4 separate regions of the Homo sapiens genome follow, and all the other regions are linked to region 4. The links are chromatin contacts, found by Hi-C or POLR2A ChIA-PET in ENCODE. All regions are on one chromosome and are shown on one strand. Each heading gives the region's core, a stretch centred on a gene start or an enhancer-like site at or near the end of the contact. The rest is flanking DNA. Distances are from core to core; before and after follow the strand shown. Region 1 holds the start of RUFY1 (RUN and FYVE domain containing 1). Region 2 holds the start of HNRNPH1 (heterogeneous nuclear ribonucleoprotein H1). Region 3 holds the start of SQSTM1 (sequestosome 1). Region 4 holds the start of PDLIM7 (PDZ and LIM domain 7).

Region 1 (3,847 bases), core at 596-3,095, 2.1 Mb before region 4:
AGCAAAGGTACCAGTGGATGGGGAGGAATCAGGAAGCCTCGAGTGTGTGCTATGATGCTCCTTGGAAGGCACCACAACCTTTCCTCAGCTCTGTCCCAGCATTTTCTATGAAGTTGGCAATGTTCTATTATGTGCTATCTCATACAGTAGCCACTGGCCACACACAGGCTACTGAGCATTTAAAATGTGGCCGCTGTAATCGAGGAACAAGTTTTTTTTTTTTTTTTTTTTTTTGAGACAGAGTCTCGCTCTGTCACCCAGGCTGGAGTGCAGTGGCGCGATCTCGGCTCACTGCAACCTCTGCCTCCCAGGTTCAAGCGATTCTCCTGCCTCAGCCTCCTGAGTAGCTGGGACTACAGGTGCATGCCAACACACCCAGCTAATTTTTTGTATTTTTAGTAGAGACGGGGTTTCACCATGTTGGCCAGGATGGTCTCGATCTCTTGACCTCGTGATCCACCCGCTTCGGCCTCCCAAAGTGCTGGGATTACAGGCGTGAGCCACCGCTCCCGGCCGAGGAACTCAATTTTTAATTCAATTTAAAAGTACTGAATTTCAATTGATTCAGTTAGAAATTGAGGAATCCGGCCGGGCGCGGTGGCTCAAGCCTGTAGTCCCAGTACTTTACGAGGCCGAGGCAGGTGTATCACAAGGTCAGGAGTTCAAGACCAGCCTGGCCAAGATGGTGAAACCCCGTTTCTACTAAAAATATGGGAGGGGGGTGGGGGCGGGGAACTTAGCCGAGCGTGGTGGTGGGCACCTGTAATCCCAGCTACTCGGGAGGCTGAGGCGGGAGGGAGGATCGCTTGAACCCGGGAGGCAGAGGGTGCAGTGAGCCGAGATCGCACCACTGCACTCCAGCCTGGGCGACAGAGCAAGACCCGGTCTCAAAAAAATAAAAATAAATAAAAACAAAAACACACACACAAAAACATATGCGTGCTGTTGTATTGGATAGCACAGCTCTGGATGTCTGGCGTTAGAGGGCTAAGTTACTTAACTCTTACTATCACTGATATGCTGGCACTCTGTTCATTACAAGGGCTGAAAAGGTCTTTAAGAGATCATCGGGTGACTTTAAAATCCCCATCTCACAGGCAGAGGTGAGCGGAGGCGCCGCTGGTCCGCTGCGCGCAGGGCCCACGCCCTCCCAACACCCGCCGGCGCTCCACTCCCGCACTGAACGGCTGAAAAGCAGAACAGTGCTGGCTCCGTTTCGTGTGTGGAGTTACTACAGAGTTCCGAAGCCCGGACGCGCACACGTCCTTCACCTAGTTAGTGGGAGAGCATAGAGGCGCGGGTGCGGGAGCGCGCTCAGGCACGCGGGGCTGCGGGGGGCGGTCTCGGCTGGGCCGCCGGAGTAAAGACCCAGGCGCAGCCAGGCGCCGCCCGCCCGCCAACAGCTCGCGTAACCTCCCGGAACGGCCAGTGCCCTCCCAGCCCGGCCCCCACCGCGCCCGCGCCGGCGGCCAGCGGGGACACGCGAGTCCGCCGCGGGACAGACCCGGCCCGAGCCTACCTGCGCGCGCCGTGCCGTCCCCGCTGTCCCCGCCGCCCAGCCCCGCGGCCGCGCGCAGCGCGCTCCCGCAGCTCGCCGACAGGTTCCCGGTGGCCCTGCGTGCCAGGGTCAGGATGGGCGCCGACCAGCCCTCGGCCGCCCGCGGCCTCGTTGCGCTCCGCAGGTCGCCTGGGCCGGGCAGCTGGCTTCGGTCCACGATCTCAAACTCTTCTCCCGGCTCAAGCGCTGACCCGGGCCCCGGCCCCGGCTCCAGCTCCGGCTCCAGCTCCCGCCCCCGCCCAGCAGCGCAGCCGCCTTCCCGGTCGGCCATCTTGGCCGTGTCATGTGACCCAGCGGGCGGGCGGGCGCGGGGTGGGGGCGGGCGGGCATCGCCTTTGCCTTAGGTGGGGGAGATTTTTCTCCCTCTTCACCGCCTCGCCTTCCCTCTGTTTCGAAAGGTTCGGGAAAGTCCAAGTCATAACATAAAAAGTGTGCGTATTCCCGGCCGCCGGCAGGACCTGTTCGCGGGGAAGTTCCTCTTGAACTTTCTCCGAGGACAGTTGTGCACCCTGCCCGGCGCTTCACGGGGTTCCCTGGCCGTCGTTGTCTTTGTGACACCATTTCCTCTTTTAAATTTTCATTTCATGGTCTATATTTTCCACTTCGTCATTTTTCTGTAGCACTCATTAGAACAAGCCCCGAAAGGGCGACTAAGGAAACGCACAGGCGAGGCAGGAAAGCAGGAATTTTTTTTTTTTTTTAATCTAATGACTATGACGGCTTGGCAAGAAAGAGTGCACGATAGTGGACTGGAAATCAGAGGTGGCTTCTCCTATTGATTAGTTAAGTGGGATAACAAAAACCGACCTCATTATTAAATAAGATTTGCAGTAAGGACCACATGGCAGATGTTAGCGATTGTGACTACTATCTCTGGTATCCAACTGTGTGGCCTGGGTAAGTCACTATACACTCAGTCTGTTTCTTCACTTGGAAAAGAAAGGAATTTGAGTAAGTACAAAGGAAAATTTTGGCCGGGCGCGGTGGCTCACGCCTGTAATCCCAGCACTTCGGAAGGCCCAGGCGGGCCTTTAGTAGGACGAAACCCCGTCTCTACTAAAATACCAAAACAACAACAACAACAACAACAAAAAACCAGCCAGATGTCGTGGCGGGACAGCTCTACTCCTAGCTCCTTGGGGGGCTGAGAGTGGGAGGATCGCTTGAGCCCGGGAGGTCGATCCCACAGTGAGCGGAGATCATGGCCACTGCACTCCAGGCTGGGCGACAAAGTGAGACCCTGTCTCAGAAAAAACACTAAAATTTACTAGCACTTAACACTTTGCAAAGTGAGGCAACATGAGCCACACCAAACCAGCAGAGCTGTTTTGATTCCCAGAATGTTTACAAATCTTAAAACTTGTTGCCAATATTTAGAAATCAAAAGATTTCACATAAGAATCTGGATTTTAGCTTTCTCTGGAATCACTGGAATATTTGGTAACTCATGGCATATTCCCAGATGGCAACAAACTGTTGGGAATAAACTGTGCTGCCCCTTTAGACGCCCAGCTGCTCCCTGGACCTGTCTTGGTCCAGCCCACTTCACTAGGTTGCATGATATGTCTGGTCCCTGAAAGGCCAGTTCTCAGTGAAGGGATACCACTTCATCTAGGAGTGTTTTGGGAATTTGTGGAGTTGGTGTTTGAGTTGTGTAATGACTGAGGGCATACTACCAGTCTTTTTTGTTTGTTTGTTTTCGTACGGAGTCTCGCTCAGTCGCCCAGGCTGGAGTGCAGTGGCGCGATCTCGGTTCACTGCAAGCTCCACCTCCCGGGTTCACGCCATTCTCCTGCCTCAGCCTCCCGAGTAGCTGGGACTACAGGTGCCCGCCACCACGCCCGGCTAATTTTTTTTTTTTTTTGTATTTTTAGTAGAAACGGGGTTTCACCGTGTTAGCCAGGATGGTCTTGATCTCCTGACCTCGTGATCCGCCAGCCTCGGCCTCCCAAAGTGCTGGGATTAGAGGCGTGAGCCACCACGCCCGGCCTGGTCTTGTTTGTTTGTTTGTTTTTGAGGCCAAGTCCTGCTCTGTCACCAAGCTGGAGTGCAGTGGCGCAATCTCGGCTCACTGTAACCTCTGCCTACCGGGTTCAAGCGATTTTCCTGCCTCAGCCTCCCAAGTAGCTGGGACTGCAGGGGCGTGGCGCCACACTTGGCTAATTTTTGTACTTTTAGTAGAGACGGGGTTTCACCATGTTCGCCAGGATAGTCTCGATCTCTCGACCTCGTGATTCCCCCGCCTCGGCCTCTCAAAGTGTTGAGATTACAGGCGTGAGCCACTGAGCC
Region 2 (3,825 bases), core at 1,094-3,593, 2.1 Mb before region 4:
AATTCAAGACCAGCCTGGGCAACAAAATGAGACCCCATTGCTACAAAAAATAAATAAATAAATAAATAAATAAATAAATAATCTGAGCAAGGTGGCACATGCCTGTGGTCCTACCTACTCAGGAGGCTGAGGCAGGAGGATTGTTTGAGCCCAGAAGGTAGAGGCTGTGGTGAGCCATGTTTGCACCACTGCACTCCAGCCTGGGTGACGGGCTGTGTCTCAAACAAACAAATAAAAAATAAAAATTTAAAAACCTTGTTTTAATATAAGTTGGACAATTTATATATAAGAGAATTGGCTATAAGTGTATGAAATGTATTCTACCTTACTACTATTCTTTTTTTTTTTTTTTTTGAGACGGAGTTTTGCTCTTATTGCCCAGGCTGGAGTGCAATGGCGTGATCTCAGCTGACTGCAACTGCTGCCTCCTGGGTTTAAGTGATTCTCCTGCCTCAGTCTTGCCAAGTGGTTGGGATTACAGGCATGCATCACCATGCCTGGCTAATTTTTTTTTTTTTTTTTTTTTGAGAGGGAGTCTTTGTAGCCCAGGCTGGAGGGCAGTGGTGTGATCTCAGCTCACTGCTTCCTCTGCCTCCTGGGTTCAGGTGATTCTCCTGCCTCAGCCTCCAGAGTAGCTGGGATTACAGGCGTGTGCATGCATAGATAATTTTTGTATCTTTAGTAGAGATGGGGTTTCACCATGTTGGCCAAGCTGGTCTGAAACTCCTGATCTCAAGTGATCTGCCTGCCTCGGCCTCCCAAAATGCTGGTATTACACGAGTGAGCCACCGCACCTGGCCGGACTCTCTTCTTGATTACCTCAGCCAAAGTGCCTTCTGAAATGGTACCACAGGTGTGTGCTTCTAGTTCAGTTTGTAGTAGAGGGCCTGGTATGTACCGTCATTCACCCTGCCTGCTCCATCTGCATCCCCCTCACATCCAGCAAGAGTTTTCCTTTACACAGGGTTTACGGCTCCCCTGCTGATCACCTGCCAAAGCCTTCTCTCGGAGATAACACCCTTGCCAAGGCCTAAGTGGCCTTTGAAGATCAGGCCCTGCTTAGCTCTGGGCTCCTGTCTTTCTTTTGATGTCCTCTCTACTTTTTCTCAAACCTGTCAAAACTGGATTCGGACTCTGTGGCACTGGGGTTGGAAACATGCTTTGTCCGCATCTTCCCAGGGTGGCACTCAGGCTTGCACTAGCTAAGGTAGCTCTGCGGCAGGGTCCAGCACTACCTTATTGTTAATTTGTGTATTGTCTGTGTCCACTAAAGCTGGGGTGAGGAAGGCAGCCAAATCAGACATGGGGAGGCCTGGGAGGCTACGGCATCTTAGGTTTTGGGCAGTGCTGCTAGAAACCACGAACATTAGTCATCTCGCAGCATGTGTGCACATGGGGTGACCCGGGGGCCTCCTCGAATGCAGCGTCTACGCCTGGTGAATGGACGCACTCTTACCAATTCTGCTCTGGGAGATGCAGCGGTAACCTACCGAGCGCAGAGGCCGGCGCGCACCCGTGGAGCCCGCGCTCGCGATCCCTCCTCGTGCCAGGGCCCCAGGGCAGTCAAGGCCTGCCGACCGTTAGGCGGGTCAAGGGGTACACAGGGTGCGAATTCGTTAGGCAAAAGCTGGGTACAGGCGCGAGCCACAGGCACGGAAACCTCGCGCCGACCGGGGCCCTAGGCCCGACGACGGCAGGTAAGGGGAAGTGGAGGCACACAGGGCTGGGACGTGCCCCAGGCACCATACGGGTGGCTTCGGGCGCGGGACGTCCGCAGCCCCGCAGCTCCCAGGACGTTCGACAATCTGCAGCTGACCAGCTTCGGCCGGTTTGGGGATAAAGGGAAGACAGGCGGCGCGGGGAGTGGGAACGCCTGAAGGCCGCGCCCCTCCTTTCAGGTCGGCCAGGAGCGCGCCGGTAAGAGCCTGGGGGCAAGGGGTAGAAAGACGCCCACCTCATCACAACCCAGAGCTCGGGACTCCTATACAGTCCCATAGGGAACAGGCGGCCGCCATTCCCCTCCCCCACGCTGGCGGGTAAGGCTAGAGAACGGTTTCAAGGAAGACGCATGCGCATGAAATAATTATAAACCGCTAGGACTCCGAAGTTCAATATTCGCGGGAAGGCGCAGGCGCAACAAAAAGCCCGGCGGGTTTATGGGTGGGGGTGCTGAGCCCAAAACCCAAGCGTGTAATAATCCGCCGGCGGGAGGTGGGCTGGCTCTTGAAATTACGCATGCGCCAGAGCTCTTTGTGACGCAACGGGGCGGTGCGGGCAGCTGGCTGCGCGTGCGCAGAACTCGCACAAGGGACCTTATTTAGGTTGCGCAGGCGCCCGCTGGCCATTTCGTCTTAGCCACGCAGAAGTCGCGTGTCTAGGTGAGTCGCGGTGGGTCCTCGCTTGCAGTTCAGCGACCACGGTGGGTACCGTTTTTGCGAGGATTGTTTGTCCCCATATCTCTGGGAGGGCCACGGGGACCTTGGCGAGCTGCAGGCTGCCGTCGAGAGCCGCGAGTGGTTCGCTGAATCTCGGCACCGCCGCTGAGGCCTGCAGGCCGCGCCGACTCTATTGTGTGAGAAGTCGGAGGAGGCGGAGCGGAAGCGGCCGCCGCCATTTCCTTTCCTCTACGCTGGCTCTCGGCCCGGGCCCCCACGGTTCGGGGCGCCGACAGCTGTTGCTCAGGACAGCTTTGGGGGTCCGGTCGCCGGACGAGGAGGTGTTGGAGTCGCCGGGGTGGGTGCATCCGCCCGGTTTTTGCTCCGTGGGGGGGCGGTGCGGGCCCGGGCGCGCCTCGGAGGCGAAGGACAGCTTAATTGGCGCTCTCAGTTCTGGTCCTCCCCGCTTTGCAGTTTGTTTCGACGCCGGACCGCGTAAGAGACGATGATGTTGGGCACGGAAGGTGGAGAGGGATTCGTGGTGAAGGTCCGGGGCTTGCCCTGGTCTTGCTCGGCCGATGAAGTGCAGAGGTTTTTTTCTGGTGAGTTAGAACTAGGACGCGGGAGTTCGAGTTCGAGGCCGGGGCGGGCGGGCTGGCGGGCGGCCGGGCTGGGGCGGGGCGGGGCGGGGCGGGCCGGGCCGGGCCGGGCCGGGTGGGACCCGGGGCGCCCCCTGGCGAGGCGCGGGCGACTACACTCACCGCTGTGCTGCTCGCGCCCGGCGGCCCGCTGTTACGCAATGGAAATTTCGAAAGCCCCGCCCGTCCTCCTGGCCCTTGGGGGAGTGCGGCAGGTTTGGCAGACTTTGTTTTCTTTACCTATCTTTGAACACCAGCTTTTCTTTTATGGGTGTCTTTTTTTCTTTTTCTTTTGAGTTGGAGTCTCTGTCACCCAAGCTGGAGTGCAGTGGCGCGTTCTCGGCTCACTGCAACCTCCGCCTCCTGGGTTCAAGCGATTCTCCTGCCTCAGTCTCCCGAGTGTCTGGGACTAGAGGCGCGCACCGCCACGCCCGGCTAATTTTTGTATTTTTAGTAGAGACGGGGTTTCACTATTTTGGCCAGGCTGGTCTCGAACATCTGACCTCAAGTGATCCGCCCACCTCGGTTTCCCAAAATGCTGGGATTACAGGCGTGAGCCACCGCGCCTGGCCCGGGTGTCTTTTTTCGAAAGGATAAATTGGCATAGGTGGGATTTCCTCCTCAATCTTGAGAAAATGGCCGAGTGATTAGACAAATAATAGTAATGTTTTGCAATATCTTGAAGTGTAACCTCTTGTTTCCAGTTTTGGTGTTTTCTTAAAAAGGAGCATTCTTCGGAAAGTTAAAATGTCACGTCTTAATTTCAGTTTTCCTAATCAAGATTTGATAATTGAAGAGTGTTTTCTTATCTA
Region 3 (3,823 bases), core at 578-3,077, 2.3 Mb before region 4:
GGGGCGGAGGGCCTGTGCACAGGGGCAGCAGCTTTGGCTGCTGCACTTATTTAGCCTTGGGCCAGCTGCCTTTTCAGAAACGTGCCACCTCATTCCCCATCCGACCAGGCCCATGTCCGTCTTCAACTGTGGGAGATCCCTGCCTGTGACCTGCTCCTGAGGGGCCCAGCCCCACAAAGGCCTTAGACTTCTAGTGGCTTGGGAGTAAAGGAGAAGACAAGGGCATCTGCCTGCTTCCTTCCCTAACAAAGCTGAAAGACACGTATTTGTATGTAGTCTCCATTTGTGACAGATACATATGAGCTGAAATGGCTTTAAAGCACAGCTGTGCAGACCAAACCACGCCATCCACCGAGGGCACAGGTGAGGCACCCAAAGATGCAAACAACCCAAATGTCTGTCAACTAATGAACAGGTAAACAAAACATGGCCTGTCCACACAACAGAATATTATTCCTCCAAAAAAAACTAGTTCTGATATGTGCCACAACACTGAACACATTACACTAAGTGAAAGAAACCACTTGCAAGACTACATTGTCTGATTCTATTTACATGAAATGTCCAGGATTGCAAGATGAATAGATACAGAAAGGAGGTTGCTGGGGGCATGTGGATAAGAGGGTGATAAAAGGTATGTATGGCGTTTATAAGGTGATGAAAAGCTCTCACACTGAATATGGTCCACAAACCTATGAAAATAGTGAAAACCACTGACTTGTACACTAAATGGGTGAACCCTTATTTCAGTTACAGCTCAATAACATCACAATTTTTTTTTTTTTAAGAATAGGAGAGGGCCTGGTATGCTGGCAGCGCTCCAGAGGGAGGTCCTAGCACTGCACCCTCCCAGGGGCCGGCCTTGGCCACCTCCCGCCCTCCTGGCCACAACCACCTCCCTAACCCCACCCCCAGCAGCCACTGGTCACACCAGCGCAGCAGGAAACAGGGCTTCTGTGCCAACACCAACACTTCTGAAGAACGTTCTCGTCCACTTGCCAATGGGAAAACATCTGTACTCGACCTGGCTCGGAGCGTTCCGCCGGCGATCCGTGCCCTTCTCCCAGGCGCTGTCGCGGCGCTCGCGAGTCCCCCGCACCCCCGCGCTTGTTTACCCGCGTCACTCCCTCCCCTCGCCGGCGCTCGCCCGGCTCCTCCAGGGCATTATCTGAACCCACCACCTGGCGCAGCAAGGTGTCAGTGTAACCCGAGTGCCCGCCTGACCACCCAGTGCCCGCGGAGAGCCAGAGCGTTCGCCCCGGCGCGTCCTTGCCAAAATCCCCAACAGCGCGGGGGGTGGAGCGGGGCGTCTGACGCCCCCAGGCTCGAGCCCCCGGCCGGCAGGGCTCCACCGCCCCAGGGGGCCGACGCTGAGCAGCGGGTCCCGGCCTTGGTCACCACTCCAGTCACCAGGCCGGCTCCCATGGCCGAACTGGGGACCCATGCAGGCCACCGCCATCCAGGGAGCAGCCAGCGCAGACCCCCTCACGGCCCGCCAGGCGTCGCCGAGAAGGGAGGGGGCAGCCACCCCGCGGCAGGAGGCCGTGTCCGGCCTGCGTCACCGCCCCCGCCGCTCCCCGGCCCGCTCACCGCGGTAGTGCGCCTGGAAGCCGCCAGGCCGCAGCGCGGGGAACAGGGCGGCCACCCGGCTCAGCAGCCGCTCGCAGGGTCCCGGACCCGCCGCAGCCTCGGCTTCCGCCTCAGGCTCGGGGCTGCAGCAGAAGCTGAAGCGGCGAATCTCGCGCGCCGCGTCCTCCTTGCCCAGAAGGTAGGCCTTCACGGTGAGCGACGCCATAGCGAGCGGCGAGCTGGCGGAAAACGGGCCGTCCCGGTCGCAGCCGCCGCGCGGCTTTTGTAGCGAACGCGGAGGCCCCGCCCCGCCTCGAGAGGGGCGGAGTCTCTCGCGCCCTCCCCGCCCCCGCCACCGTCGTCGCGGCGCGAGAGCCGCCCTGCAGAGGCCCCTTCACTACTCTCCCCTTCCCCGCTACCCCTCGCTCCAGGTCTCCCGGCCCCCTCATTGCTGACCCCTCTCTTCATTGCCCCGGTGCACCAAGGACCCCAGGAAACCGGCCCTGGCACTCATACAGGCCTGGGCTCCAGCCTCTGCACCTGGGATCAGGGTACTGGCGGGGGTCCAGCCCCTCGCCCCTCCCAGGCTTGGGCCTGGCCATGACTCAGCAATATCCTCAGTTGGGGGTACCCAGTGCAGGGAGAGGGGGACACAGCCCCCATATCAGGAGGCTGCTAGGTCGCCCAGTGGGCACTGCTGGCCAGAACAAGCTGGCTCTCAGGTTGCTGTTCCGACCCTGCCATGGTCAGCCTGCCGCGGTGGCAGCCCTCTTACAGCGCATGGCATCCTCGGTGATGGGCAGCGCATAGCATACTCGGTGACGGACCCCGACTCTGGCCTGAGCACCAGAGAAGTTCCCAGTTTAGTAGGAGTGGAGTTGAGAGGTGCTGGAGGACCAGCTAAGGTCTCCTGAGTGTCAGTGGTCGCCAAGTGTTCACTGTGGTCCAAGTGACTCCTTATGGGCTCCTCAATTCAGCAGGTAATGCCCATGGCCCTGTGGGGGCTCAGGCCCGTTGGCCTTGTGGGCAGCCAAGGGGGTCAGCCAACAGCCTCCTCAGCTAGGAAGGAAGAAACACTGCTTTATGCCACCAGAGTAACCTGTCCGCCAGAACTGGGGCAAGGAGAGGGGCAGGACGAGTGGTCACCCTCTGGAGCCTCCCAGGCAAGGTCCTGTGAGTAGGAGGTCAGAACCTGCTGGGTCCAACTCATGCCATTTCAGCCCAGGGCTTGCAGGAGCTGGAGAAACCTCCCAGGGGAGGAAACCCAGAGGGAGGCAAGAGTGGCTGGATGGGGCCAGTCAGGTGCGAAGGTGATGTGTGGGTGTGCGCACAGCAGGGGCTGGTCCACAGGTGTGAATGATCCTTCCCGGAGGGCTCCGAAGTGGGCAAGGCTTCCACCCTGCCCAGAGCAGCCCTGTGGAGAGGGTTCAGGCCTCTCCCTGCATCCGGCGGTGGAGAGTGGAAAATGCCCCAGGGCCTGCTGGAGCCACTGCCTTGCAGACAGGGGCAGGGGACACAGAGGGGCGTGCTGGCAGAGGCTGTGGCCTACAGACAGGTGCTGGCCAAGCGTGACTCAGCAGCCCAGGCGCCTGAGAGCCACGTGGCCCCCGCCGAGGGCCGGCTTTCCTGCCCCAGCCCCCGGCTATGGCCCGGTCTGAGCAGGGTGAGGGACACAAGGAAGGCCTGTGGCTCTGGGAACATAGCTTTGAGGAAGCGCTCAAGGCGCCCCACTCACCCCCAAGAAGGAGCTCCTTTGCTTTCTCGCCATTTGGCCCGTTTGGGATCGCGGGAAGTTTCCGCGGGGGCTAGGGGCATGTGAAGAGACTGGGGGGGGGGCGGGGAGGGGAGAAGGAAGCACAGAAGAGGGAGTCTTTGGGAAGCTGGGGTGGACACCCGGCTCTGGCCCTTCCCCGCACGCCTTGCGGCCCCAGCGGCCGCCCTGCCCCCACGCGAGGCCGAGGCCTCCCGGAGGTAAACAAGGCGCGGCGGGAACCCCCTGGCAGGGCCCTCTCCTCCCGCCGCGGAGGTCAGGTGGTCTGGCCGGCAGTGAGTCAGCGTCCCATGACCGCTGTCGTAATAGGGGGATCCCCGGCCCCTGCTGCCACCCATCTCAGTGACCTCTTACCTGGAGGCTGGGCTGGGGAGTGGCTCCGGGGTCACCGTGAGTCCCCTGAGCAGGAAGAGCGTGCAGCGGCTGGAGCCAGACAGACACTCTCCCCCTTCTCGCCTCTGACTCCTTCCCCTTTCCCGATGC
Region 4 (3,432 bases), core at 68-2,567:
ATATAGGTGGTGTTGAAAGCCACAGGACAGTACGGGGTCTCAGGGGGTGAGCATAAAGAGAGGCGACATCAGATGGCCAAGGCCAGAGGCAGAGGAGGATGGGAAGGAGGGGCCAGTGGGGCAGGGGGAAGCTGTGAAGCCAGGGAAAAAGGGTGTTTCGCGGAAAAGGATCAACCTGGACCAGTGCTGCCCCTAGGCAGGGCAGGATGAAACTTAACCACCACGGATTCCATGGCCCCATGGCCTCCAGGCCACAGGGGACCTTGAGAAGAGAGATCTCAGGGGACGGGTGCGGACAAGAGCCCGCCTGGCATGGCTTCAAGAGATAACTGAAGGAAAGCAAGTGGAGACGCGATAAACAGACAACTCCCTGGAGGAATTTTACTCTCGAGAGGAGAATTAAAGGGTAGTAGCTGGAGAGGGATGTGGGGTCAAGAGAAGGTCTTTAACGACGAGAACTCTCACGGCGGTTTGTGCAGAACAGGGTGGGTGTGATGACTGTGGATGGAGAGGGGAGAACTGCAGCGACTCTGTCCTAGGAGGAGGTGATGGGCCGGGACCACCAAGCGAGTGGAGGGTGGACGCCCCTTCCCTCACCCCGACACCCGCATGTGCTCAGTGTCCGTGCCGCCGGCCCTAGTGCCTGGGCTGAACGCGGGGCCGGGACTCTGAGGACGCCTCCCAGGCGGCGCAGTCCGCTCTGGCCAAGGTGGAGCGGGACGCGGCGCTTCCGACGGTGCGCGGGTCGGCTCGGGGTTGCAGGGACATCCGGCGTCCGCTCCTGCCCTGTTTTCCTGCCTTCGGCAGAGCGTTGCGCAACTCTAGCTTTAAACGCCCCTGTCCCCCTCAACTTGTCTCCCCCAGCCCCTCTGATTTACAGATTCTGCAGTCCCCGAGGGTTGCGCCTACGATACCGACACTCGCGGCAGCCCTGCGAGGCGAGTATGATCGTCCCATTTTTCGGAGTAGCAAACTAAGGTTCAGAGACTACTATGTCCCAGGTCGGTCTGGTTTGAAGGTCCGCTTTCCTCTCCCTCCGCCAGCGGGCGGTGCGAGGGACTGGGCGAGGCAGCGCTTCCCTAAGGAGGCGACCCGCAGCCCCGGCCCCCTCCCGACTCCGCCCCGTTGCAGGGCCCGGGTCGGCGAGGCCTCTCAGCTCTAAGCCCGACGGGACTTGGTGATTGGGCAGGACGGAAGAGCTGGGTGGGGCTTTCCACCAGCGGAGAAAGTCTAGTGGGCGTGGTCGCGACGAGGGCGTGGCCTGGTGCCCCGCCCCCGTCCGCGCGCTCAAAGTGGAGGGTGGCTGTGGGGGCGGGGTCAGAACACTGGCGGCCGATCCCAACGAGGCTCCCTGGAGCCCGACGCAGAGCAGCGCCCTGGCCGGGCCAAGCAGGTATCGACGACCGCGCGGGGCGTCTTGGGCTGCACCAGGCGGGCGCCCGGGGCCTGCTGAGGACCACAAAGGGCACTGGGGGTCGTGGTCCAGGCTGTGCTTCCTCCCGCTGGCCCTGGCCCCTGCCTCCGCCCCCGCCCCCGCCTTCCTGCCGCTAAGCCGGCTGCGGCGGGGCCGATTGGCGCCTGCGCCGCTTCCTGCGGCCGGGGCCAGTCTAATGCATGGGGCCCGGGCGGGGGACTAAGGGGAAACTGAGTCACGTCGGTGTGGGAGCAGTTCTGTGTGGGAGGCACCACCCCCCACTGGGCTCGGGGAAGGATCCCCCTCCAAGCTATGCTTGAGGGTCCCAGCCCCCATCTGTCTCCACAGGGGCCGCACCCCACTCCCGCCTTCCCCTTCTTCAGCACCCAGGGGTCCCGCCCTGGCTCCCAGCAGCCTCGACTGGTCCCGGAATGGCTAGGAGGATCCGCTGCAGCCGCCTCCCTCCCCTCCCCTCCCCTCCCCTCCCCTCCCCCCCCCCTCGCGTCCCAAGCCCCCGTGTGCTCCCTCCGCTGGCTCTCCGCACAGTGTCAGCTTACACGCCTTATATAGTCCGAGCAGGCTCCAGCCGCGGCCTGCCTGCCGGGACCTGGGGGCGGGGGAGAGGAGAGCCGGCCCCTGACTCACCCGGCCGCCCGAGGCTCCAGGCTGGCTTGGGGGGAGGCCGCGCCAGTTTAGTCCCTCGGCCCACCCCTGGTTGCAAAGAACCTCAAGCCTGGATTCAGGCACCCCTCACCGTTCCAGTCCCAAGGGGAGGGGGGCTGCTCCTGTCTTTCCAAAGTGAGGTCCGCCAGCCAGCAGCCCAGGCCAGCCTGACAAAATACCTGCCTCCTATGGCTTGGGCGTGCTCAGGGGCTGCCCGTGCCTGCCTGGCCCCTGTCCAAGGCTGGTATCCTGAGCTGGCCCGGCCTGCCTGCCTGCCCGCCCACCATGCTGGCCACTCACCTTCTCTTCTCTCCTCTCAGGAGCCGGCATCATGGATTCCTTCAAAGTAGTGCTGGAGGGGCCAGCACCTTGGGGCTTCCGGCTGCAAGGGGGCAAGGACTTCAATGTGCCCCTCTCCATTTCCCGGGTGAGCCTAGGTTTGGGGAGGGGGCTCCCCCAGCGGTCTTTCGGTGCTTAGGTCTCCAGAGGGTGATGGGGGGAGTCCTAACAGGAGCTGGTCAGGGGCCAGCAGGCCAGGAGATGTCTAGGTCCGGAGATGTAGTGGTACCTGCCTGCCACAAGGACTCCCAATGAGGTGGATACTGGGAGGGAGCACCCAGGCTTCTCCAGCCCTGCACTGTACCCGATGCTGTTCTCCCAAGCTCCTGTGGCCACCTCTGAGGGCTGGAGGGAGGCTCATTGTGCAGGATGGGAGCCTAACATTTCAGGAGGTATCTAAACTTGAGGTGGCAATGCTTGGAGCCAGGCCCCAGGCAGGACACTGTGACTATAGGATTTCACTTCAGCCTCACTGCCGCCCAGGGAATAGCAATCCTCATCCCGTTTTTCCAGATGAGAGAAGAACTCATGGAGAGGTGGCGGGGCTCGCTCATCGAGTCCATGGTGAAGCAGGGATTGGAATTGAGGCACAGCATGGCGTACATTTTTTGTGGGTAGAAGGGGTCTCTCCCCAGCCTATGTAAGGACCCACATCCACTGTTCCCATTCAGGATGTGGTGGCCTTTGACCCCAAGCAGAAGTGTAGGACAGGGCTCCATTCTAGGGGCTTAACTTCAGCTTCCAAGAGCCTGCCCTGGTGTGGGTGGAGCTGGAGGCTGGCTCCTCCCTGTAGCAGGGGGATTGCCTTATAAGCCCAAGAATGCAGCCCCACGCTGGGATGGCCAACAGTGGCTGCGGTCTGCAGAGCTGAAAAGGGCTGGCCTAGGCCTGGCCCCCTGAACCCCACTGGTGGGCCTCTCAGCTGGTCACCAGGCTGCAGCTCCAGCTATATGGTCCAGTTGTGAGACACAACAAATTGCCTGCCCAGAGTGGGTGAGGCCAGCCTGTCGGCTGGC

The links. A loop is a pair of places that touch in the nucleus more often than their neighbours do. ChIA-PET counts read pairs that join two places held with the same protein, here RNA polymerase II (POLR2A). Pooled maps may share reads with other maps.
Region 1: a loop to region 4 is called in a map with no recorded cell type, with 2.9 times the contacts of the local background. The contact joins the promoter of RUFY1 here to the promoter of PDLIM7 in region 4. A Hi-C loop is called at or near these places in 1 of 37 single-sample maps with no recorded cell type and 5 of 50 pooled maps. POLR2A ChIA-PET finds 5 or more read pairs at or near these places in 2 of 52 experiments (H1 and PC-9).
Region 2: a pooled map shows a loop between it and region 4 (17-fold over the local background). The contact joins the promoter of HNRNPH1 here to the promoter of PDLIM7 in region 4. A Hi-C loop is called at or near these places in 9 of 50 pooled maps. POLR2A ChIA-PET finds 5 or more read pairs at or near these places in 3 of 52 experiments (K562, WTC11 and endothelial cell of umbilical vein).
Region 3: a map of tibial artery shows a loop between it and region 4 (6-fold over the local background). The contact joins the promoter of SQSTM1 here to the promoter of PDLIM7 in region 4. A Hi-C loop is called at or near these places in 1 of 168 maps with a recorded cell type or tissue (tibial artery) and 5 of 50 pooled maps. POLR2A ChIA-PET finds 5 or more read pairs at or near these places in 1 of 52 experiments (AG04450).

Annotation. Positions count from the first base shown.
Region 1 is chr5:179,548,552-179,552,398 of GRCh38, reverse strand. It overlaps RUFY1 (RUN and FYVE domain containing 1), which reads right to left and starts at 1,845. Exons shown (of 18, transcript NM_025158.5): 1 at 1,520-1,845. The coding sequence starts at 1,829. All of the region lies in intron 4 of LOC128966623 (a long non-coding RNA gene), which reads right to left. LOC105377762 (a long non-coding RNA gene) reads left to right here and starts at 1,895. Exons shown (of 4, transcript XR_941315.4): 1 at 1,895-2,455. RefSeq lists a silencer at 1,211-1,920.
Region 2 is chr5:179,622,189-179,626,013 of GRCh38, reverse strand. HNRNPH1 (heterogeneous nuclear ribonucleoprotein H1) reads left to right here and starts at 2,343. Exons shown (of 14, transcript NM_001257293.2): 1 at 2,343-2,419; 2 at 2,850-2,977. The coding sequence starts at 2,881. All of the region lies in intron 4 of LOC128966623 (a long non-coding RNA gene), which reads right to left. RefSeq lists enhancers at 732-1,516, 1,517-2,302, 2,052-2,346, 2,402-2,571.
Region 3 is chr5:179,818,909-179,822,731 of GRCh38, reverse strand. It overlaps SQSTM1 (sequestosome 1), which reads right to left and starts at 1,827. Exons shown (of 8, transcript NM_003900.5): 1 at 1,591-1,827. The coding sequence starts at 1,795. RefSeq lists silencers at 1,213-1,392, 1,403-1,662, 1,773-2,022, 3,323-3,502 and enhancers at 1,616-2,325, 2,933-3,092, 3,493-3,792, 2,846-3,823, 3,748-3,823.
Region 4 is chr5:177,495,489-177,498,920 of GRCh38, reverse strand. PDLIM7 (PDZ and LIM domain 7) reads left to right here and starts at 1,317. Exons shown (of 13, transcript NM_005451.5): 1 at 1,317-1,393; 2 at 2,398-2,504. The coding sequence starts at 2,409. RefSeq lists enhancers at 1-443, 662-711, 1,924-2,665 and silencers at 922-1,631, 2,042-2,121.